Regions from separate parts of the Homo sapiens genome. Here regions 2 and 3 are each linked to region 1. The links are chromatin loops, found by intact Hi-C in ENCODE. Cell type or tissue: OCI-LY7. All regions are shown on one strand. Links, peaks and the distances in the headings refer to the core of each region. The heading gives the core; the rest is flanking DNA.

Region 1 (10,618 bases), core at 3,353-8,352:
GGTGTGGCTTATGGTTCTTGAATATCTGTTGGTCTTTCACGAGTAAATTATAATTTTAAATGCCAGTGGCTTTAAACTATTTCCATGTGCATGGAGGAAAGCAGGAGTAGTCAGAGAGTACTAGGAACATGCTATATATCTATGCTGTGAAGTCTTAAGAATGACATACTGTATTAGTTCGTTCTCGCACTGCTATAAAGAAATACCTGAGACTGGGTAATTTATAAAGAAAAGAGGTTTAATTGGCTCATGGTTCTGTAGGCTGTAGAGGAAGCATGATTCTGGCATCTGCTCAGATTCTAGGGAAGCCTCAGGAAACTTATAATCATGGCAGAAGGCAAGGGGGAGCCAGCACTTCACATTGCTGGAGCAGGAGGAAGAGCAAAAGGGAAGAGGTGCCACACACTTTTAAATGACCAGATTTCACAAGAACTCACTATTGCAAGAATGGCACTAAGGGGAAATCCACCCCCATGATTCAGTCACCTCCCATCTGGCTCCATCTCCAACATTGGGGATTACAAATTCAACATGAGATTGGAACGGGGACAGGGAACCAAACCATATCACATACAAAAAAGGGTATATGCAAAGATTTGTATGTGAGTGTTCATAGCAGCATTATTCATAATAGCCAAATAGTGGAAGCAACTCAAACATACATTAATTGGTGAATGGGTAAATAAAATGTCTATTCATGCAATGGCATTCTATTAGGGAATAAAAAGTAACTAAGTATGGATATATGCTACAACACGGGTGAACCTCAAGAGCTGCTTCAGTGGAAGAAGCCATTCAGGAGAACACATATTGCATGATTCCTTTTACAGGAAATCTCCAAAAAAAGCAAATATAGAGAGACAGAAAACACTGTAATGGGTGCCTGAGGCTGGAGGTTGGTTAGGGTTAGAGCAGAGATATTAGAAAGAAAAAAATTATGATCTTGGCTTATTTAAAGCACAAATAAGAAATATTAGAATGAAAAGAACTTCAGAGATCTTCCAGATAGCCCTTCATTTTACAGATGAAAAGGCAAAAGCGACCTTCATTTAGGAGGTCAATATTCCTAAATGTATTTTTGATTAGCTTTAGTAATTTCTTTTGTTTCTGTGTGTTTCAATTATTGTTTTGTTCATATATACCATAGAGCATAAGATTTTTTTTTGTAAAAACATTAGTAATTTTCAAACACAAAAGGTGAGAGTATTCATTACTCACCTTTCACCGAGCTTTAAATGTCACAAACGCTTTGCCAATTTTGCTTTAGCTTTCTCCACTTTTTCCCTTTTATTCGTCTCAAGAAAATCCACACATAGCCATTTTACTCATATTTTGTTATATATCGTAACAGATAAGGAAATTTAAAAAAATACCTTTTATGGCATTAGCGTATCTAACATTTGGTGGTTATATCACTTAAGTCTCTCATTCTATATGGGTTCTTTCCCACTCCCTTCTCTTTGTTCCTACATTTTGATTCGTTAGTTAAATTGGATTATTGATCTTGCAGACTGTTGCAAATTCAGGATCTTGCTAACTACATTCTTGTGGTTGTGTTTATATTGTTTTTTGATCTACTTAATTTTTTGGTTAGAGTCATATTAAATGTATTAGATAAGAGTACTTCATATGTGGTACTGTATGCATTCCATTGCAACGTGTCATGAAGCGCATGATGTCTGTCCAGTATTTAGTGATGCTAAATTTGAAAAGTGGATTCAGGTGGTGTCCATCTGATCCATTTATTATGTTCCCAGTTAAATTCTCACCTCATGGCTTAGAGTTCATTGATGAATGGTTGCTTAATACTGTTTTTTGAGCAAATATTGAAACCAATAATTTTCTAATTATTTTATTCCTTCTGTATTTTATTATCTAGAATTCTTTAAAGGAAACCCTTGTTCATCAAATGTTATATTTCTGTATGAACTGTATTTCAGGCAGTATAAATGCTTGATTGATTCTTTCCCTAAATTTTCAGGGTACTAAGAGATGTCCTACCTTAGCAGCCTTCATAATGACTATTTAGTTTTTATTATTAATAACTCATGGATTTTTAAAATAAATGTTATGTTTCAATACAATGTAGTCATTCTTTTAGTGTTAAAATTATCCCATCTTGGGCCAGAAAGAGGCCCTTCCAGTTGCCTGCTGAGTCATTTTGCCATGACCTCCATAGTCTGTGATAACCTCTCTGATCCTAGAACATTCTGTTTGCCCAAAAAGTCTCATATGCTTTTTTGGCCCACACCTGGACTCAGTCATTTTTTCAAGGAACCCTGATTCCTTTGGTGGGAAATATATTTTCAGACCATAACTACATGCTCTTTGCTACTGGGTGATGACGTTCAAGTGGACAGCTGGATAATATGCATTTTTGAAAGAAGAAAATCATGTTCATACTAATATATTCAATCAAATCTAAAGTTATAGCATTTTTATTTAACTCCAATTTTATGTTTATCTCTTATTCAGAAAATATGGACTCCTAGCAGTATACATTTAGATATTTATTTTACAATTATATGAAATACTATAGTTTCAAAATAATATTTGTTAAAATTACTACTAATAGTAAGACAACTGGTTACAGTTTTAAAATTTTTAGTGTTTTTGTCTTTAGAATATATCACACTAGAAGCATATAAAAAAGAAAAGCTAGCTGGGTGTGGTGGCTCACGCCTGGTAATCCCAACACTTTGAGAGGCCAAGGCAGGAGGGTTGTTTGAGGCCAACAGTTCAAGACCACTCTGATAAACATAGTGAGACCCTGTCTCTACTAAACAAACAAAAAAATTAGCCAGATGTGGTGGCACATGCCTGTAGTCTCAGCTACTCTGGAGGCTGAGGCAGGAGGATCTCTTGAGCCAATAGGTCGTGGCTGCAGTAAGCCACAGTTACGCCCCTGCACTCCAGCCTGGATGATAGAGCGAGACCCTGTCTCAAACATAAAGAAAAAGAAAAGCTGTTATTTAAAAACATTTAATCTTTAAAGGCAAAATTTTAAGATACATTTGTAGAGATCTAACTTTCATCCCTATTCCTTTTCTCCCACGTAATCATTTTTATTTTTATCTTGACATTGTTTCTATTATATTCCATATAGAACCCCATCTACTTTTTATCGAAAGATAGTATACTAAAAGCACTTATTTTCTTTATGTCATTTGATAATATATTCCAGTCATGAATGTGTGCGATCTTTTTCATTCCTTTTCATGATTGCATAATACTTTATCAAGTGGATGTACCATAATTTGATATAGTCTATACTTCATGGATATTTGGTTTGTTTCTAGTCTTTTGTTTTCAAAAATGCTGCAAGAACTAACCTTTCGCATAAGCCATAAGCTGGTGTGTCTTTGGGATAACTTCCTGGTAGTAGGATTATTGGGCCAAAGGGTAACTACGTATTTGATTGTGTTAGTTATTGCTAAATATTTCTCTATAGGGAAAATTCCTCCATTTTGGTCTCCCACCAGCAAGGTATGAGAGTGCTTCTTTTCCCAACCATACCTATAGTGTGTGTTGACAAATTTTTTACATTTTTTTCTCAAACAAAAAAAAAAGAAAAAAGACATTTTTTTCAAACCTGATACGTACGAAGTATATTTTTGCATAAAACTAAGGATTTTAAAATTGTACGGTGACTTTATTGGAAATGTGACCCTTTATGCCAGGAATCAGTGAGCTTTTCCTATAAATGGCGAGACAGTAAACATTTTAGACTTTGCAGGCTCTAAGGTCTCTGTCACAACCACTCAACTCTGTTATTGTGTGAAAGCACTCATAGATTATATGTAAACAAATGAGCATGTTCATGTTCCAGCAAACCTTTATTTTTTTAAAAAAGGATGATAGGCGGGCAGGCGCAGTGGCTCTAGCCTGTAATCCTGGCACTTTGGGAGGCCGAGGCAGGCGGAGCACAAGGTCAAGAGATAGAGACCATCCTTGCTAATATGGTGAAACCCCGTCTCTACTAAAAATACAAAAAATTAGCCGGGCGTGGTGCCAGGCGCCTGTAGTCCCAGCTACTCGGGAGGCTGAGGCAGGAGAATGGCCTGAACCCTGGAGGCGGAGCTTGCAGTGAGTCGAGATCGCACCACTGCACTCCAGCCTGGGTGACAGAGCAAGACTGCGTCTCAAAAAAAAAAAAAAAAAAGGATGATAGGCTTAACTTGGCCTGTAGGCCATAGTTTGTTCACACTTACCTTATGCTGTTTTTAATAATGCAAGTGATTTAAGATGATCAGATGCTTTTACCAGGCTAGCTAGTTTGTTCTCGTATAATACACTATACATTTGATATATTGATTAAACGAGACAGCTGAGACACAGCTCAGTATATGTTGGATTGATACTAGAACTGAAGTATACTGTCTTGTAATCCAGCACTCTTTTCTAGTTCCCCACTACCTCTCCTGGTTAGTTCAGGACACTGTATATTGGATTATTTCATCTGTGGTACAGTAGATGCTACTACTGGCCAAACTTACATTGAAAGTACTTTGAGTTGTCATAGACTTGTCCTCCTTCAAACACACATGCTCAGTTGACTTTTATTTTGCCCAGTGATACTCACTTTTTTTCTAGCTCAGTGGTTGGCACTGTCACCTGTGGCCAAAGAGCATGGTCAGGTTAAATAGCCCTATAAGGAAGGATTAAGCCTATAATTATGGATTCACTTGAGGCTAGTATTAATCAGCTGAACTATTTGAGCATAATCACATAATGACCATAATTTTTCATCCAAAAGAACTTATTTTTCCACAGAGTGAAGAGCAAATGAGCTAGCATTTCAGAGGTTATAGGAACGGTTTAAGTTAGAGATTAGCAGCCTTTCAGAAATGATGATCTAAGACTTGATTTATTCTCTAGTTGCATTGCTACTTCTCTTATGAGATGGCAGGGAGATAGTGGAAAAACTGTGATTCATTCTTTGCTGAGAAAAGGTGAAAAGGGCCTGGTAGGTACTTGGCATAGAGCTGCCTAATATAAATGTGAAAATTGTATACCTGTATGTTCCTGTGGACATCCTGTTAGGAGAGAATTTGAGTGAAGATTTGGAAACTTCTTGGGTTTTAACTCTTACTGTGTTGTATATGGAGTAATATTTAGGTTGATCTTTTCATGAATTATATCGAACAAAGGAAACTTTTAAATCAAGTGCCTCGATGCTTATTTTTGTTTATGATTTGCCAACAATAATTATTTCATATAAAAGCATAGATAAAGGCCTATAATAGACATTTTAAATATGTGACGCCTGTGTCTTATTGAGGATATATTTTCTCTACACACCTTTGTTTTCACAGCATGGGTTTTTTTTCTTATGTCAGTGTTTTCACTTCTGTATTATCAGATGTGTTATGACTAACAGCATTTGCATTTTTTTTTTTTTTGAGATGGAGTTTCACTCTTGTTACCCAGGCTCGAGTGCAATGATGCGAGCTTGGCTCTTTCGCTCTTGTTACTCAGGCTCGAGTGCAATGATGCGAGCTTGGCTCACTGCAACCTCTGCTTCCCAGCTTCAAGTGATTCTCCTGCCTCAGCCTCCCGAGTAGCTAGTATTACAGGTATGTGCCGCCATGCCCAGCTAATTTTGTATTTTTAGTAGAGACAGGGTTTCTCCATGTAGGTCAGGCTGGTTTCGAACTCCCGACCTCAGGCGATCCACCCGCCTTGGCCTCCCAAAGTGCTGGGATTACAGGCATGAGCCACCGTGCCTGGCCAGTATTTGCATTATTAAATAGATCCATAACATCATTGCATGTCTTTTGCTGTATCTGTGACAGCTTCTTGACTCAGTTATATAATCTGGGAATGAGGTCTTGTGTGGGTAGGACTTCTTTAGTAATTAGCCATTAAATAGAACAACAGTTATTGATGGGGATCATCATTTTTTCCAATATCTTTGCCTTTATTTTAGTTCGGTGGTTTCAAACTGTAATGTGCTAGATTATCAGCGTATATTACCTGGACCCTGTATACAGGTTTACTTTAAATAGGTACGAACTGAAGCCAACATGTGTTATAAACAAGTTCCATAGGTGATTCTAATATCTACCAAATTTTGAGAATCACTACCTTAGATATATTTTTATTGTAACTTTTATTTTTTTACTAGTTTTCTTTGAAAGAAGTTACAGAAATAGTGCAGAAAGTTTCTCTGTGCCCTTCTTCTAGCTTTCCCCCAATAATAATATCATATATAATGGTAGTATGTTGTCAAAACCAAGGAAGTGACATCGATACTAATGCTATTAACACAGGTACAGACCTTATTCTGATTTCATCAGCTTTTTACATGCATTCTATAATCATTATGTTTGTTGATTTAGGTTTATAGTTCTATGAAACTTTGCCACATGTGTAGATTTATGTAACTGCACCATTCTTTATCAGAGTACAGAACTCTTCACCACCACAAAGAAACTCCCTCATGTTAACCCTTAATAGTCTCATCATGCCTCCAAATTTGGCTGCCATTGATCTGTTTTCTGTGACCTGAAGTTTGTCCCTTTGAGACTCTTACGTAAGCAGAACCATACAGTATGTAACTCCTTGAGACTGTCTTTTTTCAGTCAGCCTAGTACCCTTGAGATCCATCCGAGTTGAATGTATCAAAACTTTGCTGATTTTTATTGCTGAGTAGTTTTCTGTTGTATGGATGCATCATAGTTTTTTATTGTTTCTCCCATGGGAGCACATTTGGGTTGTTTCCAGTTTGGGTCTTTATGAAGAAAGCAGCCAGAAACATTCATGTAGAGGTTTTTGTGAATATAAGTTTTCACTACTCTTGTGCAAATACCTAGGAGTAGATTACTGGGTCATACGTTATGTGTATGTTTAGTTCTATATGGCAGTGCCAAATTGCTTCCCAGAGTGGCCTTCACCGTTTTGCATTCACATTATACAAGCCACATATGAGAGAGCCAGTTTCTCCACTTTCTTGTCTGTACTTGGTATTACCAGTATTTTAAAATTTAGGTGTGTAGTGGTAGATCATCATAGCTTTAATTTGCATTTTCCTAATAGATAATGTTGTTAAACCTATTTTTGTGTGTCTATTTGCCATTCGTGTACCCTCGTTGGTAACGAGTTTACACCTTTTTCCATCTCATGGCTGGATTGTTTCTTGCTATGGAGTTTAGAGAGTTCTTTGTATATGCTAGATATGTCTTTTTGCTGAATATGTGACTTGCAAATATTTTCTCCCAGTCTGTGGCTTGCGTTTTCATCCCCTTAATAGGGTCTTTCACAGAACAGAAGTTTTTAATTTTTGATGAAGTCAAATTTTTTTATATACATATATGTATACTAAATCTATGGATTGTGCCTTTGATGTCATAGCTAATCCTATGGCCTAACTTTTGTTCCCAAAGATTTTTTTCTTATGTTTTTATCTATAAATTTTTTAAGTTTATGTTTTAAATTTAGATCCAATTTAAGGTAATTTTTGAATAATGTGCTACTTTTGATTTTAGTATTTCTAAACTCTGTTTGAGATACTATGTCCAAATAGTTCTTTTAGCTAGTATTTGTCAAAACCTGTAACTAGGAAAATTATTTTGGCAAATTTATTTCAGGGAGTTTTCTTTATCAGTATGTGGTGAATGATAGGTTTACCCCAACATGAATTTAAAATTTTAACAGAGTCTGATAACTCAACGATGTTTAATATTTACCCAAGTTCATATTTGAGAGTATGTTATTCACATTGTGACTTGAAAGCAACTTTTGGTTTTATTGTTTGGTTGGCTGATCTACCAGTGGGCTTGCTTGGCTGACATGCATTCCCACTCTTTAATATGTGTATGTGCATATATTTTAATAATTATAACTCTCACATTTAATGTTTTAAATGCTAGGTTTCTAACCTAGTGTGTGTTTGAAATTTAAAAAAAAAATCAACTAAAACTTTTTAACTTCCTTTGGTGGAGAACTTTTTTTTCTATATTTATTGCTTCAGAGAGCAAGTATAGTAAAATTTTAAAAAATCCACAGATAATTTTGTTTTTAATGAGTAACTTTTTCTTCAAATTTTTTGAATAATAATTTAACCTTTTTAAAGTAGAAATATATATTTGTAATAAGGCCTTTTATACTTAATTTCTATGTGCCAAAGAAAAAAGAGGTCAGAGTTTCACATAGTTCTCTCTTCTCATATTTTTGTTAATCATTAAAAAAAATTTAATTGTAGTGTCAGTCACATTTTTATGACCTTTTTTGGACTAATTTTTCTAAACCACAGTGATTCTCCCATATATGTTGCTTGCAAGGCAACAAACACAAGTGCAAAGGAAGCTTTCAGTAGATGATGTTGAGTCCAGCTGCTGCTGACACTTGTATGGGCAGAAAGTTGTGCAAGAATGACTGGAATCATAAGTGAGCATTGGGACATGGTTTTGTGGTTTGGGTTTGTTATTGAGAGAAGTTATTTGGTCATTTCTATAAATGTTTATGAATTATTTTAGGGTTCTATTCAAAAAAGGGTAGTATTTGTTAGGGGATTATATATATAAAACATTTGGCATAGTTTCTGCAACTAGATAAGCATTCAGTTAATGTAGAGTTTTTTCCTAGAGTGCATTTAGGACATCTTTGCCATTGTTTAGTTGGACTTATTCCATTTTTAAGTTATTGGTATCTGAGGGCCTCATATGGTATTTCTTTAATCTGCTCACAATTTCTTTATATAGCACTAAGTACACAGTGGGTGCCCAGTAAATGTTGTTGACTGTCTTGTGACTCATTGTAGATATTTCTTTTAAGTCTGTTTTCTCAAATCGCTCGTTTGTTTACATTAATTTTATATCTCCTCCTTTGATATAGCTATTTCTGCTGAAGGTTTTTCTCATATTTTTCCCCAAGATGTTTTTCTCATCTTGTTCCCTTTTCTTGTTAAGAAAGTTTGACTTTCATAACTGTTCAAAAAGTAAACATCCCCTGTAAGATATTTAGGAAAACCCAGAGACAAACTGAAATTTCTTATTTATGGGACATATATAAGAAATTTAATATTTTATTATTATTATTATTATTTTTTGAGACAGAGTCTCACTGTCACCCAGGCTGGAGTGCAGTGGCATGATCTTGGCTCACTCTAGCCTTGACCTCCCAGGATCAGGTGATCCTACCACCTCAGGCTCCCAAGTAGCTGAAACTGTAGACATGAACCACCACGCCTGGTCTAATATTTAATTTTTACTTTGTAGTTATATTTTCCCATCCCATATCTTGGTCTGTGTTGGTGACTCCTTGAGAGAGAAACCCAGACAGAGAGAGGTGTGTGTGTATATATGTAAAATTCTATTCACTTCTATTTGTGCATTTTCTTATGTAAATTGTATCTCAGTAAAAAATATAAAGTAAAAGATCATTTTTGTTTCTTTCATGAGGAATTTTCCTCTTTGATAAAAGGAAACAAAAATGTAACAGGGATTTAAATTTGAAACACTTATTATTAAACTTATGGACTACTTTTAAGATATGTTTTATTCACTGATCCTGAGTGAATAAATGTGATTGAACATTTATTTTTTGAACATTTATTTACATAAACATTTATTGAACATTTATTTACATAAATGTGATTGAACTAGGTAGAAGCCTTTATGTGTGTATTAGAGTTTATAAAGTTCCAATGAAGGTATATCATTAAGTCTAACTGAATACTTAATAGTGTGCTAGGCATTATATGAGACCGGTGGTTCTCAAAATTGGCTGCACTTTAGAATCTCTTGGGGAGATTTTTAAAAATCCTCACAAACCAATTAAATCAGAATCTCTGAAAGTGACACCTAGGCCTCAGTATTTTCTTAAATGTAGGTGGGTCCATTGTGCAACCAAGTTTGAGAACCATTGTGCTAGACAATGAATATACCTTACCCATTTAACCCTCTCAGCAACCTTGAGAGGCAGGAAGTGTTATTCCAGTTTTGCAATTCAAGTTCCAGTGAGATCAAATGACCTAATAACTAATTTGTGCAGACCCAGACACAAACCACGATCTCTGACTCTGAATCTTGATTTTTATCAATAACTCTTGGTGATTAGTATGTAGATTTTTTTTCCTTTTTGCAAGTGTGTATCTTTTTTTATTACCCTGTGCCTTTCTGGAATGCATTAATGTTGTCACTGGAAGATTACACTGTATGTATTTAGTGAGCTAGATATTTTTGTTTTCTCCCTGCCGTATCGCCCACATGTCCCCACCAAAAACAGTGAAGGCCAAGTTATACAACGATTATCTAAAGCACTTATTTTAAATTTATAGATACTAGAATAAGTTTATTGACTTAGAGATGCTGCTTAGGAATAAACTATTACTCTATCAACTTTTATAAAAATATATTTTGCCATTTTTTAACTATTTTAGATATTATAAGCAAAACAAAAAATAGAAACCAGGGTTTTGGAATTGAAAATATTATTAGGATATTACTAAATGTTAAAGAAATTTCCCTGGAAATTACCTGAAGATGATGAGTAGAGGGGGAATGGAGAGAGAGAATTATGTTACTTAGCATCTCAGTAACTGGCTATCATAGTGAATATTAAACTTTTCCTCACCACAAGTATTTTTAGGAGTCATATGTTTTCTACTGGAGTACAT
Region 2 (10,618 bases), core at 2,432-7,431, 110 kb before region 1:
AACTTGGATTAGGTTGCTTTTAATAGTTCCCATTATGACCTACTAAATTAAATTACAAATTGAAATGCAGCTGAAATAACTCTGTAACTAGGGTTTTCTTTTTCTTTTTCTTTCTTTCTTTTTTTTTTTTTTTGTGACAGAGTCTCCCTCTGTCGCCCAGGCTGGAGTGCAGTGGCACAATCTCGGCTCACTGCAACCTCTGCCTCCCAGATTCAAGCGATTTTCCTGCCTCAGCCTCCCGAGTAGCTGGGACTACAGACGCCTGCCACCATGCCCAGATAATTTTTGTATTTTTAGTAGAGACGGGGTTTCACCATATTGGTCGGGCTAGTTTCGAACTGCTGACCTCAAGTGGTCCACCCACCTCTGCCTCCCAAAGTGCTGGGATTACAGGCATGAGCCACGGTGCCCAGCCAACTAGTGTTTTTACGGCTGATGAAAAGCCTTCATCTTAGCACAGAGGCTCATGTCTATAATCCCAGTGTTTGAGAGGTTGAGGCAGAAGGATTGTTTGTGTCCAGGAGTTCAAGACCAGCCTGGGCAACATAGCAAGACCCCTGTCTCTACAAAATAAAATAAAATAAAATAATTAGCCAGACATGGTGGGGTGTGCCTATAGTGCCAGCTACTTGGGAGGATAAGACAGGAGATTCACTTAAGGTTGAGGCTGCTATCTCGAAAAAAAAAAAAAAAAAGCTTTCAATGTCTAACACCCATCTCTGGAACATTTATTTTCAAAAGTGAGTTCCATTTGCCAAGTTCTAATGAGATATTTTTAAGGCTAAAACTTTGTGTTTGGGTTTTTCTTTTTTTCTTTTGAGTCAGAGTCTCACTCTATGGCCCAGGCTGGAGTGCAGTGGCGCGATCTCAGCTCACTGCAACCTCTGCCACCCAGGTTCAAGCGATTATCCTGCCTCAGCCTCCCCAGTAGCTGGGATTACAGGTGCCTGCCACCATGCCTGGCTAATTTTTGTGTTTTTAATAGAAATGGAGTTTCACCATCTTGGCCAGGCTGGTCTTGAACTCTTGACCTCGTGATCTACCCTCCTCTGCCTCCCAAAGTGCTGGGATTACAGGCATGAGCCACCGTGCCTGGCCTGGTTTTTTCTTTAAAAAATCACAGCACCAAGATCAGAGAAGTGTGGGATATGGATGGGATTCCAATTAGTGCTATTCCAATTAGCGTCTATTCCAATTAGTGCTATTGATCTTTGCCTACATGCCAGAGTCTGTGCTAAGACCCTTCATGAACAATTATAACATTTAATTCTCCCCTGAACATGGTGGGATAGGCATGGAAATCCCAGCTTCACAAATGATGAAATTTCAGGATTATGAGACTTTTTGATATTTTGTCCAGAAGCTTAGTAGCAAAACAAATTGCTGTTACCATCTTACATTGAGACTCAAGGAGAAGCTAGTGTATGATGAAATTTTTAACATTTATCATGAATGGGTTAATGCATTTATAAATTAGGCTGACATTAGCAAAATAACTTGTGTTTGAATAAAATAGAACTTTGGCTGGGCGGTGGCAATGGAATAGGTTGTAGACCTTTATTTATATACTGTATAACTATTTATTAAGGCAAATATTACTTGTAACTACAAACAATGTAAGTATAAGAAAATGGTAGGAAGACTTTAATTAGATTTCTTTGAAATCTGTCAATATTCACTTATTTTAATTTGATTCTGGGTCTCCATGATGCTATGGCAGGAATCAATAATGATTATTATTATAGCAAACATGTATATTGTACTTACTACATGCCATATACATCCTACATGTTCATTCATTTAGTACTCACAACAATAATTTGATTTTTGGGTTATTATTATTCCCATTTTAGAGATGAGAAAATTACAGCACAGAGAGGTTCAGGAATCTTCCAAATTTACACAGGTAGCAAGTGACACATAACCCAGTCTTCCTCCTGAACAGAAGCCCTTTAACCCTACTCTATATGTCATATAACTTGGACTCCTTATAGTTTAGTTCAATGACCTATGAGGTAATGTGTGATTTTCATAGTTGTGCTTTGGCACTGCAGTTCCAAATTGCTAGTCCTGAACTTAGAATTGGAGAACCAAATTACTTTCAATTAAATTCAACACATATTTATTGAGTGTCTGTCATTTACCAGAAAATCTTCTGAATGCTAAGGATTGATCAGGTACCTCTGTGCCACTGAAATGGCAGAAGATAGAGAAACAAAAGCAAACACAAACAAAGAAAAACTTTTGCCTGGATTCTCCATGAAGCAGAGTCTACGACAAAGGCTTAATTAAGTGAAAGTGGTTAATTTAGAAGTATGATCTCAGTAAACGGGAGTTAGGGACAGGGGAGTGAAAGAAAAAACATGACAGAAACAATCAATGGATGTAATAAGCCAGCCACCCCTCTGGTTGACTAGATGTTCTATCCCCTGGGACACTTTGTGAAAAGCCTTCCTGGTTACCTGTCTGAACTCATCTGCGCCTTTCTTGTTCCAAGCAGACACATTTCCTACCTTTAAGCCTTTGAACTTGTGATTTTTCTCTGCCTAAAATGGTCTCCCTCCAGATACAGGATGATTAACTCCTTTCATTTCTTAAGATTTTTCTCAAAAGTCATGTTCTCAGTGAGGTCTTTACCCCATCGAGAATAGCACAACTCCCCCCAACACTTCCAATTGCCCTTCCCTCCTATATTCTTCAACTTGGCATTTATCACTTTCTAATACTTTCCTTAACTCTATTGCTTATTGCTTGCCTCTGCCACTAGCATGCAAACACCTGAAACTGTGCCAAGCACATAAAATCTGCTCAGTAAGATTTTGCTGAGTGAAAAAATAAACAAACAGTTTCAGAGGCATCCATATGTCTCTAGGGTAGCTATGACAATTACAGCAAAGATGTGAAAAAGTAAAACATTCAGCTTTTGACAACCAAATGTAATTTTTGAGTTCACCGATAGTCAATAAGCTTCTGTATCAGAATGTTTTGAAACAAAACATTTTCTAAGTTTATTTCTGATTAATATATTAAGAACAATGCCAAACAAATTGAATGGCAGGGTTTCATTACAGACCACAGAGAAAAGGAAACCCATGATCTCACATCAGCAAGTTATTTCAAAGAGGAATAAGGAGCAGAAAGTCTTTCCCTTTCAGGAGAGGTGATATTGGGAAGTAAAAACAGAGGCAGAGAAAACAGCCTTTCAGACATATCTTATATTCTGCCTATACTCCTCAGGGTTAAAATCATGGGAGGATGGAATACTAGGTGGAGAAAGGAGCCAAAAATGGAAAATATTTGTCCCATGTTCCACTTGGTATCCTGGGAGTAGGTTGCTATGAAATAAACTTCACACTGATACAGGGAGAGAAAGGAGGATTATAACAGTGGGGAGGCAGTGAAGGGATGTGGTTAAACACAGTGGGGAGGCAGTGAAGGGATGTGATTCCTCCTCCAGCAGTATTTGTGACTCCACAAAGACTACACATAGCATAAAAGGGACCCAAAAATTCCTGTCCATAACAAGCAGGCACTACTAGTATTTCAAAAACTAGTTGGGTGCTCACCCAACATGGTTGCAAGAGGAGGTCAAAGTCCTCCTATAGCTAAAGATTTCCAAAAGGGCACCCAAACTTGGGAGCAAGGGGGAGACACACCAGAACAAATGCAGGATCTGTAGTGCAAACTAGGATTAAGTAAGATAGGACGTAGTTATGGAAAAACAATTAGGTTCTGACTTAAGATGAACATACCGCAATTTCCTAGCCATAGATTTCATTCATACACACCAGCAAAACACTCAAGAACCGAACTAGAGTGAGCACAAGTTAATAGACATCAACAGTTGCAAATCCATGAGCTGGATCTGCATGAAGACCATCATGAGGCACTCTCTCCTCCAATGAGAATCTTATGCTTCCCATCGAGTTGCCCTCTTATAAGGGAGGCAGGCACAGGACAAAGTCCTAATAACGAGTTGAATTTGGAATTGACTAAATGTTTACCCAATCAGGTTGTCTTAACTAGAAAAACTGTCTAAACTTAAGAAATTGATATACCTTGAATTGGCAAATTGAAATTTTAACCCTTACCCCAATTACCCCCTGTATTAAGTCAGGGTTCTCTAGAGGAACAGAACTCATGGAATACATATATATAATATATATTATAACAATGGGGAGGCAGTGAAGGGATGTGGTGTGTGTGTGTGTGTGTATGTATGTGTGTGTGTATATATATATATATATATATATATATCTCCTTTACATACATATAAAGGAGAGTTTATTAAGTATTAACTCACATGATCACAAGATCCCTTAATAGGCCATATGCAGGCTGAGTAGCAAGGAGAGCCAGTCTGAGCTCCAAAACTGCAGAATTTGGAGTCCATTGTTTGAAGGCAGGAAGCATCCAGCACAGGAGAAAGATTTAGGCTGGGAGGCTAGGCCAGTCTCTCCTTTTCACATTTTTCTGCCTGCTTATATTCTAGCTACACTGGCAGCTGATTAGATTGTGGCCACCCAGATTAAGGGTGACTCTGTCTTCCCCAGCCCACTGACTCAAATGTTAATCTCCTTTGGCAACACCCTCACAGACACACCCAGGATCAATACTTTGCATCCTTCAATCCAATCAAGTTGACACTCAGTATTAACCATCACAAGTCCACCACTTGTCAACCCATACACACCTCCTGAGATCATACATAATCTTCAAATAAAGACAATAATAAGGTCATAATTATGCCTAACATAATACAACTATCTTTGTACAACTGGAAACGCACCAATCCCCAACACAAATACTATTACATAAAGTTAACAATACTCAAATGCTGATGTGAAGTCAATAAATCTTATGTCCCATGACAAAGGAGAAAGGAAGTAAAATGAAGATATTTTCTTAGTACAAGTGTATACATGCAAACATGTTTTTAACAAAAGAAGGAGGAAATACTCATGACAGTTACAGTTCCCGTTTCTGCAGCTGGTCATGAGGTTGTAGCTGGTTTTGATGACTACCTTCTTCCACTACCCATTCTGTATTCCCTTTGCCTTAAGCAAGCACCTTAGCAGGTCATGTTTCTTTCTTGAAGGGTCTGGGTCATCTGTAGTCCTGACTGGATTGGGCTGTTGTAGTTTCCCATTGACCTTAATCACAGGGCATGGTAATACTAAGAGACACCCTAATGGATCTCCTGTATTCCATGCAGACTCTTCCTTACCTCCATTGTAGAGTAGTAGACTGATTTCATCTTGATAGTCTGGGTCAATCACCCCTGCCAACATTGTAATCCCCTGCTTAGCCTATTGACTTCAAGGTAGAAGGAGCCAAAAGTGTCCAGGTGGCAGTCTTAACTTCCAATTTAATGGAATCGTAATTGTGTCTCCTGGTGGCAGCATTCCTCCCCCTGGAACTAAGACCTCTAGACCAGCAGAACATAATGTCACGGGAACAGGAAGCAAAAATTTTGCTAGTGGATCACTAGGGTTGATGGTGAGTGGTGCCACTTTCAGTCCCCCACTGACTGAATTATCAAAAAAATTGGATTAGTTATAGATAAATAAAAATCCACACATTCTTTACACATCTGTATAATGAGTGAATTTTCTACCCTACAACTATAGCATATACATTGCCACTAAATCTAGCATAAACAATTATAGATTAAAGTACTATGATCCATTCCAGATCAAGCTAACTAATCGAGTCCTCATGTGCTACTCACATTGATTAATACAGAAACAGAACAATTTCTACTAGAGTCTACTAGTCTGAGAAAAGATATATAGACAGGAAAAATAAGCTTTTATAGTGACTGAAATGTTGGCTGTCAACATACTCAGGTGTATATTAAATACGAAAACATAAATGTAGGAAAAAATATACACATAGCCTACTTTCTTCTTCCATGGTTCCAGATAAATTTAGGACAGACTTTTCTCCATATTAATCATTCAGTCAACCAATACTCAAGGTGGGAACTGATACCCTGAAGCATTTCCATGTGACTTTAGGTAAAAAGAATGAATCAGGACATCTCTTAATAAATGTAATACTTCTGAATGCAAATGTAATACTTCTTCCTTTAATTTAATGTTAATTTTTTTCTTTAACTGCATGTTCGTCTGGGAAAGACTAGTTCCATATAATCTATAACAGGATCTCAGTTTTTGCATTGGTCATGTAATAAAGGAATTTAGTACAGCTGTTGGTGAATCTAATTACTATTTTTGAAATAAAAATAAGGAGTTATATCCTGTTGTTGTTTTTGTTTGACAGTCACTGATAGAGTTTCCCGGCTGAGCAATTAAGCTAATGCCATAGCAATTACTTAGATTAAAAGTTGGAGTATAAGACTCACTGGGAAAGATGGTCATGAAGACCTATTAACTAATCAAAAACAACTACTCTATCCATCTTACAAAAATTCTCTACACAACAAACAGGCAAGAATTTTTAAAATACCATTTAGCAAAATTTGGTCTAGGTATTCCAGTCATTTAAAATACTGTAACTGGTTGCAATGTATACATCAAAATTAAAGACATTCTATGAGAAATCCAAAGGTAAAGTAAGAAAAATACATATTTTGTTGTTTTTACCACGTGCAATTTACTAAAAATGGTTAATTTGCCCCATTAAAATAATTTATAAAAATTTTCGTCTCACTGCTAATACTATTCTCTGCCTGTTGCTCCTAGTCACTGCATTTTATACTTGATCATTGATATTTGCTCCCTTTCTTCTAGTGACCAGTTCTCACTTGCCCAATTACAGTTGCTCCTAAATTGTAGTACATCATACTCAAAAAACATATTCTCTGTGGTTTCTTTAATGTAAAAATGACTAGAAGTGAATTCAAATATTAGTGCTAGCAATGAATTCAATAACTGGAAAATACTCTTGCAAGGTCAAGACAAGTAAGGAAATAAATAATCAAGAAATAGATCTGGTGGCTTTTATGTTCAAACAGAGTAATAATTAACCAGTTGAATTAGAGAAATATAATCTTTCCATCTCATTTAACATTACAGAAATTTCTAAGACCAAGAGCAATGTAATCAACAAATTACAGTGAAGTGTTTCCTTTAAGATTGTAAAAATTAATAGCTCAAAAACAAAGTTAAACAATCATTATGTTATAGTAAAATTCCAAAGTTAAAAATTATTAATTACAATCAAGTTATTAAAAGTTAGATATGAAACCTAAACTGAATTTCATTATGTTTGTGATAATGTATCATTTTCAAAAAGTTGAAAAACTGACTAAAACAAATGTAGAATAAACATGTGTCAAAGATTTATTTAGCTCATTAATGAGGGAAACAGAATGTTAAACCTGGTTCCAAGGGCAGAAATCCCAACAACCACTAGTCTAGATATCAAAAACTTGTTCTTTTCAGTGGGCATAAAATATTTTCCAATTTACTTAAGGTCACAACTATACAAACAACAACAAATCCCCAAAGATTATTTTTGAAAATAAAAGAAGACTGGTCTCATTTTATCTTGCCATATGATTGTGGCACAAAGTATTAATTAACCTCCTTGCTAAGGTCGGCATATCTAGAGCCATATAATGTTGAACAACTACCCAGGCTAGAAAATTAACTTCTAGCCTGAAGTTTCTTTATGAATTTTCTTTATGAAAATTTCACAAAGAACCTCAAATTACATTTTACTAGATTTATTATTCCAAGTTTTTCAGAATTGCTCGTTGGCTGTTTTAGTCTGAATCTAGGAAACCAAACCAAGATACTCATCTCAACAGATTTTACCTATAATATCTATAAATTTGAGTATGTTGTTTTCTGCTCAAGGTCCCTAAAATACAGTGAAGTTTCTGGCCTGTTAAGAAGTAATGGTATTTATAGCCTATAAGATCTCAAATGCATATCGGCGACTATTTTTCTGGGACTGTTCTATGGGCATAGATTTCATCTACAAAGTGCAACCTTTGTTGCTTCATGGTGGTCTCGTCAGAACTGATGAAATAAGATTTATTCTCATATATAACACTTCCAAGAATGGTCTTGGTTGCATTATCAGTTTGTCTATGTCCTGGTAAAAAGAAGGACAGATTTTTATTGAGCCTGTACAATTAACTATATTGCCATAACAAAAGATCAGAAAGACTCCGGAAAGTACTCTATTCCTCAATTCTGAAGCTTCAGGGAAAATAAGTTACCATTTAAAGAGTGTTTCATTTTCATTTGCAAAAGTATAGTCTACTATATCAAGAGTTAAGGAGAGATTCAGAAAAAAGGCGGGAGGGGTTTGTAAGGTACCCATTAGAAAAAAGAACACTAAACATAATAACAACAATTAGATTTTCCTACTCTTTAAATCTTAGGTATTAGGTCAGCAGTTTGCTTTCTTGAGGTTGTCTGCAGGACTAAAAAGAGAGTACCTAAAATCCTGACTCAGTCTGAGAGTTGTCTAAGTGGTGACACTTAAGATCCATATTCTATACCATATTCTATACCCATAGTCTGTATCTTGAGGTATCAGTAAAGAGTATAATCAATGAAATATTTTTATTAATAACATAAGTATAACATAATTACATTGATAGTATTTAGGGAAGGTAGAGATTCTCTTTGATATGACAACTATTCCCATGCAGATTTTACAATAGTGTGCAGCTATTTAAGAAATATAGAATATAACATATAACTCAATTATTTACATCTTCCTGTTTTATGAAGTAAAAGAAAAAAATTTTGGAATTGCCCATGGCCCTGGGAAATTCCAAAAATAGTTTAGACATAAAATATATATTGAAAATAATACTTCTTACATTGTAGGATGTGATCTTAGGTAGGTAAAATCATGGAGTTATCAGTAGATATCTGGTCACTTATGAAAGACTCACAGATGCCTGAGAACAGTGAATGGTTCTGATTGGCTACCTATTAATCAAAGTGGCAATAAGATATTTTAAATTAGAAGTCAGGAAATTTTATTTTGTTTGTGAATAATCAAGGACATGAAACAAACACACTACCACAAATTATTAAAAATTATTAAGGTGAGACAGAATCCCTGTTCTGTGAGCAGATTACACAGAGTAACATTTTACTACCTCTTCTTAAGAGCAGATGGAATTCTCTAAGACTTACCTGCAATTTTAAGAGAGAGTAAACCAAATTCTAGTTTTACGTAAATGTAATATTTGACAGAGGCTCATTCATAAGCAGCTACTTTAAAATTATCTTATGAATAGGACCATCAAACCTGAACAAATTTGCCAAAAATTTAACACATTATAATTCTTCCTTTTAGACTTATCATTTGCAGGTAATTATAAACCAAAGCAACTAAAATTCACTTTCTACAAACCTTCAGCAATTGTCTATATCTATTCACATTTATTTTTTACTACCTTTTTTCATACTTTAGAACAACCAGACATTTTACCTTAGGATAATACTACTTTCGCCTCTCCTTTTATCAACTAAAACATATTGCATTATCTTGATTTACAATCATAGCTCTCTGCCACAGTTGCTTTTAGTAACATTTCAATCACCAATACGAATTTTAACCTTAACCAAAGTAACCAACTTCCATTTCACAGAGATAATGGAGACATAGATAATTGAGACATTTTCATCATACCCAAGCATTTTAGAAGATCATCAAAAATCATAATCAAATATAACATGACTTTATACATGCATTCTTTTTGTACTTTCTTAAAGTAACAGAAAGTAACATGCATGTTAGCATGAACCAAAAACAGTTTCTCTTTAATGAACAAAAAATATTGGCCTTTGTTTCAGTATTCTCTATTACTTAGAAATTATCTAAGTATCCAAAAAAATCCACCAACTAATTAGATTTAATGCTAATTCCAGCTCTCAAAGTTAACTAAGGGGCTTGAAAATTGTTTAAACTGATACATTACAGAAGATACTTAGTGTTATTTTTAAAAAGATTGTCAGAATTGTAATTCAATTTATATGATTATTTTCTCTCAAATTTTTTTTCATACATTATGTGAGAATAATGTTAGCTTATCTAATCAAGAAACAGTACAAGAAGTGTGGAAATCCAGATTAACTAATCTTTTCATAAAAAACAAACCAAAGTCTTAGATGAAAAAACAAATAAATAAATATGTTTTTATTATATTTCATACAGGTAAAAGATATATTGCTGTTTTTTAAAGCTAAAATTTTTAAAACAGTCTAATTTTTTTTTCACAGATTGACCTTGATTATGTAAACTTGATTCTAATTGAAAGGTTTCTGATTGGCCAGTTTCTGTAGGAAGGGCTTTTTGCTTCAGAGTCTAGCTCCCTTAAAGGCTCAGAACTTTAGTTTCTTTATTTTCCAGGAATTCTGGAAAATTGAGATTTATGTAAGTGCTTATCCTTAATAAATAAAAATAGAGCTCTGTTATTTTAAAAGACATTGTAACAAATATTTAATGCCTTTCAGAGATATGAAAATATTCTACACTCAGTCAATGAGGGGCAATCTTTTCACTATTACAGACACATGGGAAGCCTGCATACAAATATAAAACATGTACCAAAAATTTATTTAACTTGTTAATGAGGAAACTAGCAATATAATAAACATTATTTCAAGAGCAAGCACACATG
Region 3 (10,618 bases), core at 3,636-8,635, 67 kb before region 1:
TGAGTCTAAAAGTCAAAATGTCTTTATAATTTCCAGCAAGTATTTTTATTGTTGTTGTTCAAGATACTCATATACTCAAGCTTTTGGTGTTCTAATATTAGTATGATAGTTGTTATGAGACTTTTTTTTATGACTTTGCTGTGCTAAATTTTTTCCCCCATCTGCTACAGTAAAAACAAACTAAAAGTATGAGAGAAAGAAGTTTCCCATGACTATTTATAAAAGGCCAAACGTCTTCAGTTTTGAATACAAACTTCATATCTGAGGAATGAATCCTTTGGAAAAGATTCTCAAAGATTGGCTAGTCTTTAGAAAAATGATAGAGTGAGCATGGGTAATTTATTTCATTTAATTTAAGTTCACTATACTGTTTATAAATTTAAATATTTTAAAACTGTTTACTTTAGATGTAAGAAATCTGTGGAGTTGAATTTTGGAGCATTTTGGCGAAGTGCTTTAATTGGAATTGTCGGCCTGGCGCGGTGGCTTACGCCTGTAATCCCAGCACTTTGGGAGGCCGAGGTGGTTGGATCTTGAGGTCAGGAGATCGAGACCATCCTGGCTAACACTGTGAAACCCCGTCTCTACTAAAAATACAAAAAATTAGCCGGGCGTGGTGGCGGGCGCCTGTAATCCCAGCTACTCGGGAGGCTGAGGCAGGAGAATGGCGTGAACCCGGGAGGCGGAGCTTGCAGTGAGCCGGGATAACGCCACTGCAGTCCGGCCTGGGCGAAAGAGTGAGACTCCGTCTCAGGAAAAAAAAAAAAAAAATGTAAAGGCAGGAGAAATGGCCTATTAAGCTCAACTCATAGAAAGTTGAACACTTAGTTCTATTTGTAGCTTGTAGCTATTTATTTATTTATTTTTGAGACAGGGTCTTGCTCTGTGGCCCAGGCTGGAGTGCAGTGGCACAATCTCGGCTCATTGCAACCTCTGCCTTCTGGGCTGAAGTGATCCTCTCGCCTCAACCTCCCTAGTAGCTGGAATTACAGGCATGTGCCACCATGCCCAGCTAATTTTTGTACTTTTTGGAGAGATGTTGTCCAGCTGGTCTCAAACTCCTGGCCTCAAGAGATCCTCTCGCCTCACTCGCCTCAGCCTCCTAAAGTGCTGGGATTACAGGCATGAGCCACCGTGCCGGGTTTGTAGTGTTCTGTTTTTTGTTTTTTTTGTTTTTGAGATGGAGTTTCACTCTTGTTGACCAGGCTGGAGTGCAATGGCGCTATCTCGGCTCACCACAACCTCCCTCTCCCGGTTTCAAGCAATTCTCCTACCTCAACCTCTCGAGTAGCTGGGATTACAGGCATGCGCCACCATACCCGGCTAATTTTGTATTTTTAGTAGAGACGGGGTTTCTCCTTGTTGGTCAGGCTGGTCTGAAACTCCCGTCCTCAGGTGATCCGCCCGCCTCGGCCTGTCAAAGTGCTGGGATTACAGGTGTGAGCCATTTGTTGGGCCATTTGTAGTTTTTAATTCCTCAATTGAAATCAGAGCTGCAGGAGTAATATAAACAATTATTATTTTTTAAAAGTATGGTTTAATAGGACAGAGGTTTTCTTTTGTAATGACTTCAGACTTGTAGAAAATTCCTTTGTACATAAAGGTGTAAAAATACCACATATTTGAAAATAGCCAAAGTGTTTCAGAAGCAAGCCTCTGAAATGTGGTTGAATAAGAAGCTGAGTTATATAGTAGTTTGGGTTCAAAATATGGCTGTACTTATAAAATCTGATTTTTTTAAATATGATGTGTAGGTTGACTTTAAATAGGATCGAATGCTAAGGCATCAGAATATGTCTTTAAAATAATATTAATCATTAGAAAAATTACATTGTTTCTCAGTGTGATTAATTTGAGGGATTAACACCAAGTAATTGGTAGGTATTCTGGTATATTTTTAAAAATTAAATACACCATTTTACCTTATAGCCTAAAGTAAAGCTTTACATCATAGCTTCTGTAATTACAACAACATATATTTTTAAGGAAGTAGAGTTAAGATGCTCAAATCTAGGTGAGACATTTATCGACATTCCTTGAGGATTCCATCTCTCGAATCTGCCTTCATGCACATGCACATGTACTATTTCTGGAGAAATGGAAGCGAGGAAGTATTAGATGAGCCCAAGGGGAGTAGCGGGGGCTGAAGCCAAAGTTTTAATAGCTACTACAGTTGTGTATTGATTGAGATGTGCTGGAAAAACAGGAAATTGAGCTGCTAAACAGGAAAATGACTACTATCCTACCATTCCCAGACCTGATTGGCTGTGCCACAGTTTCTAGGCCAGTTAACTGTAATCAAGATAATTACAGGAGTCATTGAATTCATTTTCTCCTTTGTGCTAAGATGAATGCAAGTTACACACAAAATGGAAGTGTCCGAGGGTAGAGCAACTCTTTCTCTTTTTTTTATGCCTGATAGTCACTTGCTGTATTACTGCTTTAACAGAATTAGGAAAGAGACAGGGTCACTGTCTTATAGGACAATACCTGTATTTCCTGGTCTGTGGCAGCTCCCATAATTCTCAGGTATCCGTGATTCAGTTATTGGTGGCAGACTCCTCAGCAAACTGTCCTGCTACACTGTGGGAGTGGGTTCTTCCTGTCTCTTGCTCCCACATAAAATGTGTTGTTCCCCATTTCCAGATGGCAGCTAGGTGCTTTAACTTAAAGCAAAAAAAAATATTTTTTCTGTGCTTCAGGAGAGCAAAGCTGAAAGTGGTAGAAAAAAACATCAGCAGCTGAAAAGAATATTTAAATATTATTTAAATATTTATTCTACTAGATAACTTAAGTAAAATTTAAATGATCCCTACTAGATAATTTAAATAAAATTTAAAATAAAATTTAATAAAATTTTAAATGTTAAAATTTATTTTTATTTTTATTATTATTTTTTGAGACAGACTCCCACTCTGTTGCCCAGGCTGAAGTGCAGTGGCTTGATCTCAGTTCACTGTAACCTCTGCCTCCCAGGTTCAGGTGATTCTCCTGTCTCAACCTTCCGAGTAGCTGGGACTACAGGCATGAGCCACCATGCCTGGCTAATTTTTGTATTTTTAGTAGAGATGGTGTTTCACATGTTGGCCAGGCTAATCTCGAACTCCTGAACTTGGGTGAACCACCCGCCTTGGCCTCCCAAAATGCTGGGATTATAGGCATGAGCCACTGTGCCCTGCCAAAAATAAAACAAAATTTTAAATGCTTGTGATCCTATGATATCAGTCTTTTCAGTTTCCTCTTTCTCTGAAAGTGGGTAAGCTTTATTGTGATTATTACCTATGAACTTTGTTCCTCCCTTTAGGAAAGTGAGATTTGACTTTGATTGAATGAAAAATATTTAATGCTAGTAATCTGAAAAGAGGAAATATACTCATTTTTCCTCTCACATTTGAATTGGGATGAATTTTATATCTAGAATCTATTCCACCTTCTAGTTTACTTCACTTTACCATACATCATTTTGAAATATAATCTGATCTGAAACGAACAATATTCCAGAGTAATTCATACTGTATGTCTGTGATTCTATGTAGAAGTATGTCGTAAATTCACTCTTAGATGATGCTAAGAAAATATAGTCCTGAAGTTTGTGCTCGTATTCTTGTGAAATCTAGAAATATATTTCCAATGCTAATTTAGTTACATGGTTATAAGTAGTATAATCTTAAATTTAGGAGAATTTTTATAGCTTTCTAATCAAATTCAAGATTCGTATATATATGTGGGGTGCAACACTTTGAGATTTTCATTTTTTGTGTATCATTTAGTACACTAAGGTTATGCATGTTTGAGTTAGTGGCAGTTCTAAAAATTATCTGAGGATTTTGAATATGTACTACAATTTTTGATCACCCAAATCCATTCTTTTTTGTTGATAGCAATGGGGGATTTGAATGTCTTGGATTTGGGACATTCACAGTTTCCATATATTACTGTAAAGCGTAGGTAAGGTAGAGACCGACTTTCTGGCATCCCATGGATATTTGGAAGGGTTTGAACACAAAGGTACCACAAATACCAATGGTATTAAAGGAATAGCCTTGGGGCACCAAGAAGTACAGTTTAGGAAGCAGGGAGTGAGTAGTACAGTGAAATGATTTAATTCCATGGTCAGCATCTTTTACTACTACTTATACTGAGGAACTCGTCTCTGCTTAGTTGCCACTCAGTGGCTGAACCATTGTGGATGGTTTTGTACCCATTATCACCATGGCCCTAGGACTCTCTTTTTTTCAGAATGTGGATCTATGTCACACCAATATGGACCTATGTCAAACATTCTTATGGAAGTGGAAGGAGTGCAAGAAAAGGAGGAGACCATTTAGGATTTGAGAAGGGAGATGCCTTTATTCTTAAACCTTAGGGAACCAGCCAGCTTCTGAAATTTGACACTGCTAATTAAATAGTTTTCATTGTATATGCATCTGAAGCTCTATAATTGGCTATCTCAAGAAAAAAATTTTAAAGTATTTATATTCAAAATAAAACTGGAAAATCTGGGAGATTTGGGGTAATACCCCCTGTTCATATACAATTTGATATTTCATTTGTATTTAAATATATTATTTTTCAGTTGTGTATATGATATATATTTCCTTCTTTTCCCTTTGCCCTTTGTGATCTGCTTATGTATTTACACTACTGCTTCATGGAAAAAAATTAAATTTCATGGAGTTCTCTTCAAGGGGAGAATTTTATTTTTATTTTTTTGCTTTAGTTAGCTAAGTAGATGCATGCTTTGCTAAATGGAAATGTAAGAATAATTGTGTTTTTATTTGGGGATGTGGATGAAGATGAAAGAAGAAAACAAGCAAAATATATTTAGTGAGTGGGAAAATAAAAGCAGAACAGTTTCTGATGGTAGAAGAAGAGGCTGCTGTGTTAATGCTGGACTGTATTGCCACTAAACAAGCAGTTTGAAGGCTGTGATCGCTTGTATTCACTTTGTAACTCGGGTACTGTTTGTGGAGCACTTCTGTGATCTTAGGTTATTATGAAGTGTTTTCTGCCAAAGACTATATATAACCCCTTCAAAAGTACCATATCTGATTGTGGGGGAAAATATTTCATCCAAAATTAAACTGATGGTTGTGCTGATGACAGTTCTTTCCAGTGGTATTTATGGGTCATGTTATTTATTCGTTATTTTTCTAATAGGCAACATATTCAAATGTCACAAAAAGCAAAAGAGAAAAATGACAAAATGGTGAGACATCTCCTTCTAGCATCTTGGTTCCTGTCACCCACTTCCTTCACAGAGGCAATCAGTGTTATGAGTTCTTTTGAATCCTGGTAGCATTCTAAACTAGCACCGTCCAATGGAACTATAAGCCACAAATGCAATTTTAAATATTTTAGGAGCCACATTAAAAAATTAATGTAAGTAACATATTACATGACACATGGTTATATGATTCTAAGTCTTTCAAAACAATAAAGTTGTCTTTAACAAAAAAATATTTTATGCCAAGTCAGATTTGAAATGTAAATTAATTCCGTTAAAATGTCAGTTTCTTAGTCACGCTGGCCACGTCTCAGTTGCTTGAGAGCCTGATGTGTGTAGTGGCTACTGTATGGTTAGTGCATCTCCTTATATTCATGAGCAAGTGGGTGTACGTATATAATTTCTCCCTTTTTTATACACAGTGAGTGCTGCTTCATACGTTGCTTTTTTACTTAACAATCTACTTTGTAATTATTCCATTTTATTACATAAAGAGCTTTATTTTTTTTCTAGCTATGTATTATATCTTTGTAGGGATGAATTTTAATTTATATAACCAGTCTCCTATTGATAGATATTTAGGTTTATTCCCCTCACTCACCCTTTGCTATTGAGTTGTCATTTTAATAACCTTTATGCAGTTTACAATTTGTTGTGAAACCCTAAAAGGAAAAGGCCATATTCTTTATTCCTTCTTTTGTGTAACTTGCAGGGTTTAATATCATTTCCACATATACCTAGAAACAATGATCAGTTATTGGATAGGTGGTATTTGAGTTTGTGTGAACTCAAGCAAAAAGTCAGTGTTGGAGATGGAGACAAATTACTTGTCCATTGGAACGATAGGAGCTCAGTTATGCAGAGTATTGAACCGAGTAATTAATATTCATTTTTATAGCCATTAACCAACGAATTGTTATTAAGACACCATTAAATACCACACCATTAAAATTACTATTTTATACCTCTCAGCACTCTATTATAAAATTCCATTCTTGGTTTGAGCTTCTCATTTAGGATTATTCCCTGCCATAGTATTTTTGAAAGAAATGTGCATTTCATTAAGAGTACTATATAAGTGAAAATTCTGAATAACATTTTCATTTTATATCTAGAGAAACCAAAAACTTTGTCCATCACGGGCAAGGTTGTTTAACAAGACATAAAGGGTATATTATTTTTTACAACCTAAATATCCCCATTTGAATAATTACAGCAGAGTGCTATTTTATTTATAGAACAGGTTGTACGTTTGAGAGTGAAATAGTCATTAATTGTGTGACTAGTACATAAGAATTCATACTCATTTGTGTCAACACCCTGAAATCTAAATTGTCAATTGCCTTGCTATTTTGATTCCAGACTTCACTTGGTAGAGGACATTAGTCTTTTGATGTGAACAATAATGAGCTGAAGAATAAGACCAAATAATGGAAGGTGTTTTCTTCTAGCTCATGAAAGAAAAGATGAGAATTTAGAGGTCTCAGAAATGCAAGAAATCCAATTGTCATGTGGGCACATAGGAAAGAAAAACAAGTATGAGTATTCTTTTATTCTTTCTTCCCGGTGTTTTTTGAGTGTTACTCTTCAAAATGGTTACAAAACTGCAAATATTATGGTAGAAATCACATTTGTCCTTTTTAAAAAAATAAATGTTTTTGGCAACAAATCGACATTTTACATTATTCCCATATAAGATGAAATTCTAAGCCAGAATTTACCATGAGAAAAACCTTAAAGAAATGGGCCGGGCATGATGGCTTATGCCTGCAATCCCAGCACTTTGGGAGGCCGAGGTGGGTGGATCACTTGAGTTCAGGAGTTCGAGACCAGCCTGGCCAGCATGGGGAATCCCCGTCTCTACTAAAAATACAAAATAACCAGGCATGGTAGTGCATGCCTGTAATCTCAGCTACTCTGGAGGCTCTGGAGCGAGAGTCTCTTGAACCAGGGAGGTGGAGGTTGCAGTGAGCCAAAATCATGCCACTGCACTCTAGCCTGGGTGATAGAGCGAGACCCTGTCTCAAACAAACAAACAAACAAAAAACAAAAAACCCACAAAACAAAACAAAAAAGAGAGAGAAACAAAAAAAAAAACGAAACAAAGACAAAAAACTTTAAAGAAATGATCATTTAATGGGATCAAGTATTCCATAAAACATTTTAAGTAAGCCTAATACTCTACATTTAACTCTGCCGGCTGCCTTACAGTTGTCTGATGCAATGAAACAGTGCACTTGGCACTCTGGCATTTAACAGCATTAGTTTTGGTTTCAAATAAAACTGGTCCAGCAGGAAGTCAGATAGCAGCACTTGGCAGGCAGCTACTGTAGAGTGAGCTTGGAGACAGGACCTGGACCTCCATCTGTGCTCTGCCACTTACTGGCTTTAGGCACTGTTTCCCCTCTCTAACCCACAGTTTCTTCTATTGTGGAAGAGGATAGTAATACAGAATGAAAGTGTGAAAATAATACCAGTATATGCCAGGCATTTGGCTTATGTTTGTGAAATCTTAAATATTATCTACATTGCTAGAAAACAGGCGACTGTGATGTGGACATCATTATTGTACTATTTTGAAACCAGTGAAGGACAGTACACTCCCTGTTCTCATTTGCCTCTCCCAGGAAGTGGAGGATGAAGTTGGTTAGAAAGTTCATAAGTCCACTGTGAAACTTCTTGTGCCAGATGCAGGGAACTTGTTCTTGGCACATTGAATGCAAAATGTGTACTAATCTCAATGAAAATCACATTCCCTTTTAGAGGAGAAAAATGCCCCCACTGAGATTAGGAATATGCTACCAAGGTGATTGTAACTTCCTCGCTTCACCATTCTGGTGAATATTTCACTTTTCTCTTATGTAAGATGAAAGTAACTCTAACTGCATTTCTTTGATTTTGTTAAGACTGATATGCAGTGACTGAAAATTTTCTATGGTAAAGTCATACACGAGCATCATTACTCAAAGAGGAGGTAGGAACTTGAGACACCCATTCTAATCATAGGTTATCATATATTGAATATACTTTTTTTACACATGGATTAAAATCAGATTTCCTACCTCCTGTAAACAAGAAATTGAGGTATTATACTTTACCACAAATGCTGTAAAACTGTCAAGAAGCTGACTTCAGTTATTGAAAAGAGCAAGAGGAATCTATAACTTCTGACTCCTCCATCTCTCAGGATGACTGCAACCACATCACTTAGTACAGGGGATAAGAGTGAGTGGCATTTGTTTCAGGTTGTTTAAAGCTGTAACTCTTTCAGCTATGGTGGCAGCATGATGGCATAGTCTGAAAATTAGCCTCACGCACCCTTGACTAAAAGCTTTTAATAGAGTAAATACAGTCAAATGGATTTATTGATTTGTATTTTTTTCTGGATTCGCTGCTTGTTGTAATATAGAAACTTTAAAAAATTTTCTTGCAGGTTAAGTTTTGATGTAAGAAGAAAGTGATTTTGTTCTATAATTTCCATGTACTGTACAGCAATATTTTCAATGCAATTGGCTGCTATCAAAATCTCAACATAATTAAGATCTATTTTTTTTCCTAAGTAAACGTAATGGAAATTTTCAGGTAGAATAAATTATAACCATGCATAAACTCTGCACTTGGAAAGTTTCTTAAGCATCAGGGTGCTCCTGGTAAATTTACCTTATAATAAATATGTTTCACAAGTAGTATATAAAATAATATGGAGCCTTAATTGCTTCAGAGATTGAATGAATATTTGTAAATTTATTCAAATTTCCACTAATTAAAAGTATCAGGGTCACAGTAATTTAAGAACAGTGACCAGTGGCTTACAGGACTCTGGTTATGCAAGCAATGAGCATTTATGATTCACCAGGTACTGTGCTAAATGCATGACATGTTGCTATATTTAATGGTCACATCCAACCCACATCCAGTAGATGTAGATGTTATCCAGATTGTACAGAAGAGGAAACTGCAGCTTAAGGTATGACTTGTCTGGGGTCATGTGGCCAGGCAGTGGTAGATATGAGCCTGGAATCCAGATGTCATTTGGAATCTATTTGCTTGACCACTTTGCTTTTTGACAACTTATAGACAACTTGTAGACTGGCTTTACTGACAAAGCCAGTAAGATAAGAAATAGCAAGAGTGATCTTAAATGGAACTGAACACTTTTTTTTGTATTTTTAATATTTTTCCAATTACAAAATAAACATGCTTGTCACAGAATGTTTGAAAGCAATAGGAACATGTAAAGAAAAATAATTTTGCAAGCCACCTAGAGATAAATAACACAATTGACTTGCATTTCAGCCTTTCTTAAGATGTATTCTGATTTATAATTTAACATGCTGTCTGTAAAAACAACTCCCATGGTCACATAACTTTGGGAAAGTGTAGGTTTTAAAAAGTTAAAACTGTTAAACTGTTTTCTTCTCTCCAGACTTTCCCAGAGATTTTAATATGTGAACGTGCATAATGGACTTTCAAAATGGAAACTTAATAAGTAACGCTTTCCCAATTTATTTATCCCAAATAAATATCTTGAAATCATTGTTTTTTCAGATATATTTTAGATAATGCTATGGATAGATTGCATCCTTCTAGACTTTTTTTTTTTTTTCTTTTTTGGGACAGAGTCTCACTCTGTTGCCCAGGCTGGAGTGCAATGGTGAGATCTCCGCTTACTGCAACCTCCACCTCCCAGGTTCAAGCAATTCTCCCGTCTCAGCCTCCCAAGTAGCTGGGATTACAGGCATACACCACCATGCCCAGATAATTTTTTATTTTTAATAGAGACTTGGTTTCTCCATGTTGATCAGGCTGGTCTCGAACTTCTGACCTCAGGTGATCCACCAGCCTTGGCCTCCCAAAGTGCTGGGATTACAGGCATGAGCCACTGCGCCCGGCCCTAGACTATTTAATAAGGATTTAGGCTTTTAACTGTGTATACTATTTATATATTCCTTTTTCTTCAGGATTATATTATAGGCTATTTTAATTATTTGAAACTCATTTAAAAATGTGTTTTGAAATATTTGCATAGCAAACCGTGTGTGTATGTGTGTTCTGCATTTTTTTCAACCTTTCACCTGTTGAACATTTCTGCAGTTTCCAATGAAATCATTAGATGTGAAAGTTTTCCGTTTGGGTGAAGGTGATTCCAGAACTGAAAGGTTACAGATCCTGCAGCAGTGAGGATACCAACCCCAGGGATTGTTACACAGCTAGAAACAGTAAAAGCCATCACAAATTTTTGAGAAATCTGTATAAGATGTATAAGATCCCCTGTGATTGGCAATCATGGGAGAGACATGCCAGAGAGGGGATGTTCTCAGGGGAAAAAACGAGAAGTCATCTATGAGAATGAGTTGGTAAGTTAGGTGTCTGCGTGTATAATTATACACT

The links. A loop is a pair of places that touch in the nucleus more often than their neighbours do. Peaks named below come from ENCODE experiments on the same cell type or tissue, not always from the same donor. Only the 100,000 strongest peaks of a DNase experiment are listed, where the experiment ranks them.
Region 2: it touches region 1 in a loop (6-fold over the local background); 2 of 110 quality-filtered maps call a loop at or near these places.
Region 3: a loop joins it to region 1, with 2.1 times the contacts of the local background. A loop is called at or near these places in 8 of 110 quality-filtered maps.

What each region holds. Positions count from the first base shown.
Region 1 is chr2:164,756,241-164,766,858 of GRCh38, reverse strand. All of the region lies in intron 2 of COBLL1 (cordon-bleu WH2 repeat protein like 1), which reads left to right. Among named protein-coding and RNA genes, the nearest start is that of SNORA70F, 74 kb to the right of the region's middle. In OCI-LY7, for the core only: no CTCF peak of the experiment used is centred there; DNase peaks (open chromatin) are centred at 5,428 and 8,328; H3K4me3 peaks cover 3,865 bases; H3K27ac peaks cover 3,634 bases.
Region 2 is chr2:164,860,974-164,871,591 of GRCh38, reverse strand. No RefSeq gene overlaps it. Among named protein-coding and RNA genes, the nearest start is that of COBLL1, 24 kb to the right of the region's middle. In OCI-LY7, for the core only: no CTCF peak of the experiment used is centred there; a DNase peak (open chromatin) is centred at 4,991; H3K27ac peaks cover 1,208 bases.
Region 3 is chr2:164,823,603-164,834,220 of GRCh38, reverse strand. All of the region lies in intron 2 of COBLL1 (cordon-bleu WH2 repeat protein like 1), which reads left to right. Among named protein-coding and RNA genes, the nearest start is that of COBLL1, 13 kb to the left of the region's middle. In OCI-LY7, for the core only: no CTCF peak of the experiment used is centred there; no DNase peak of the experiment used is centred there.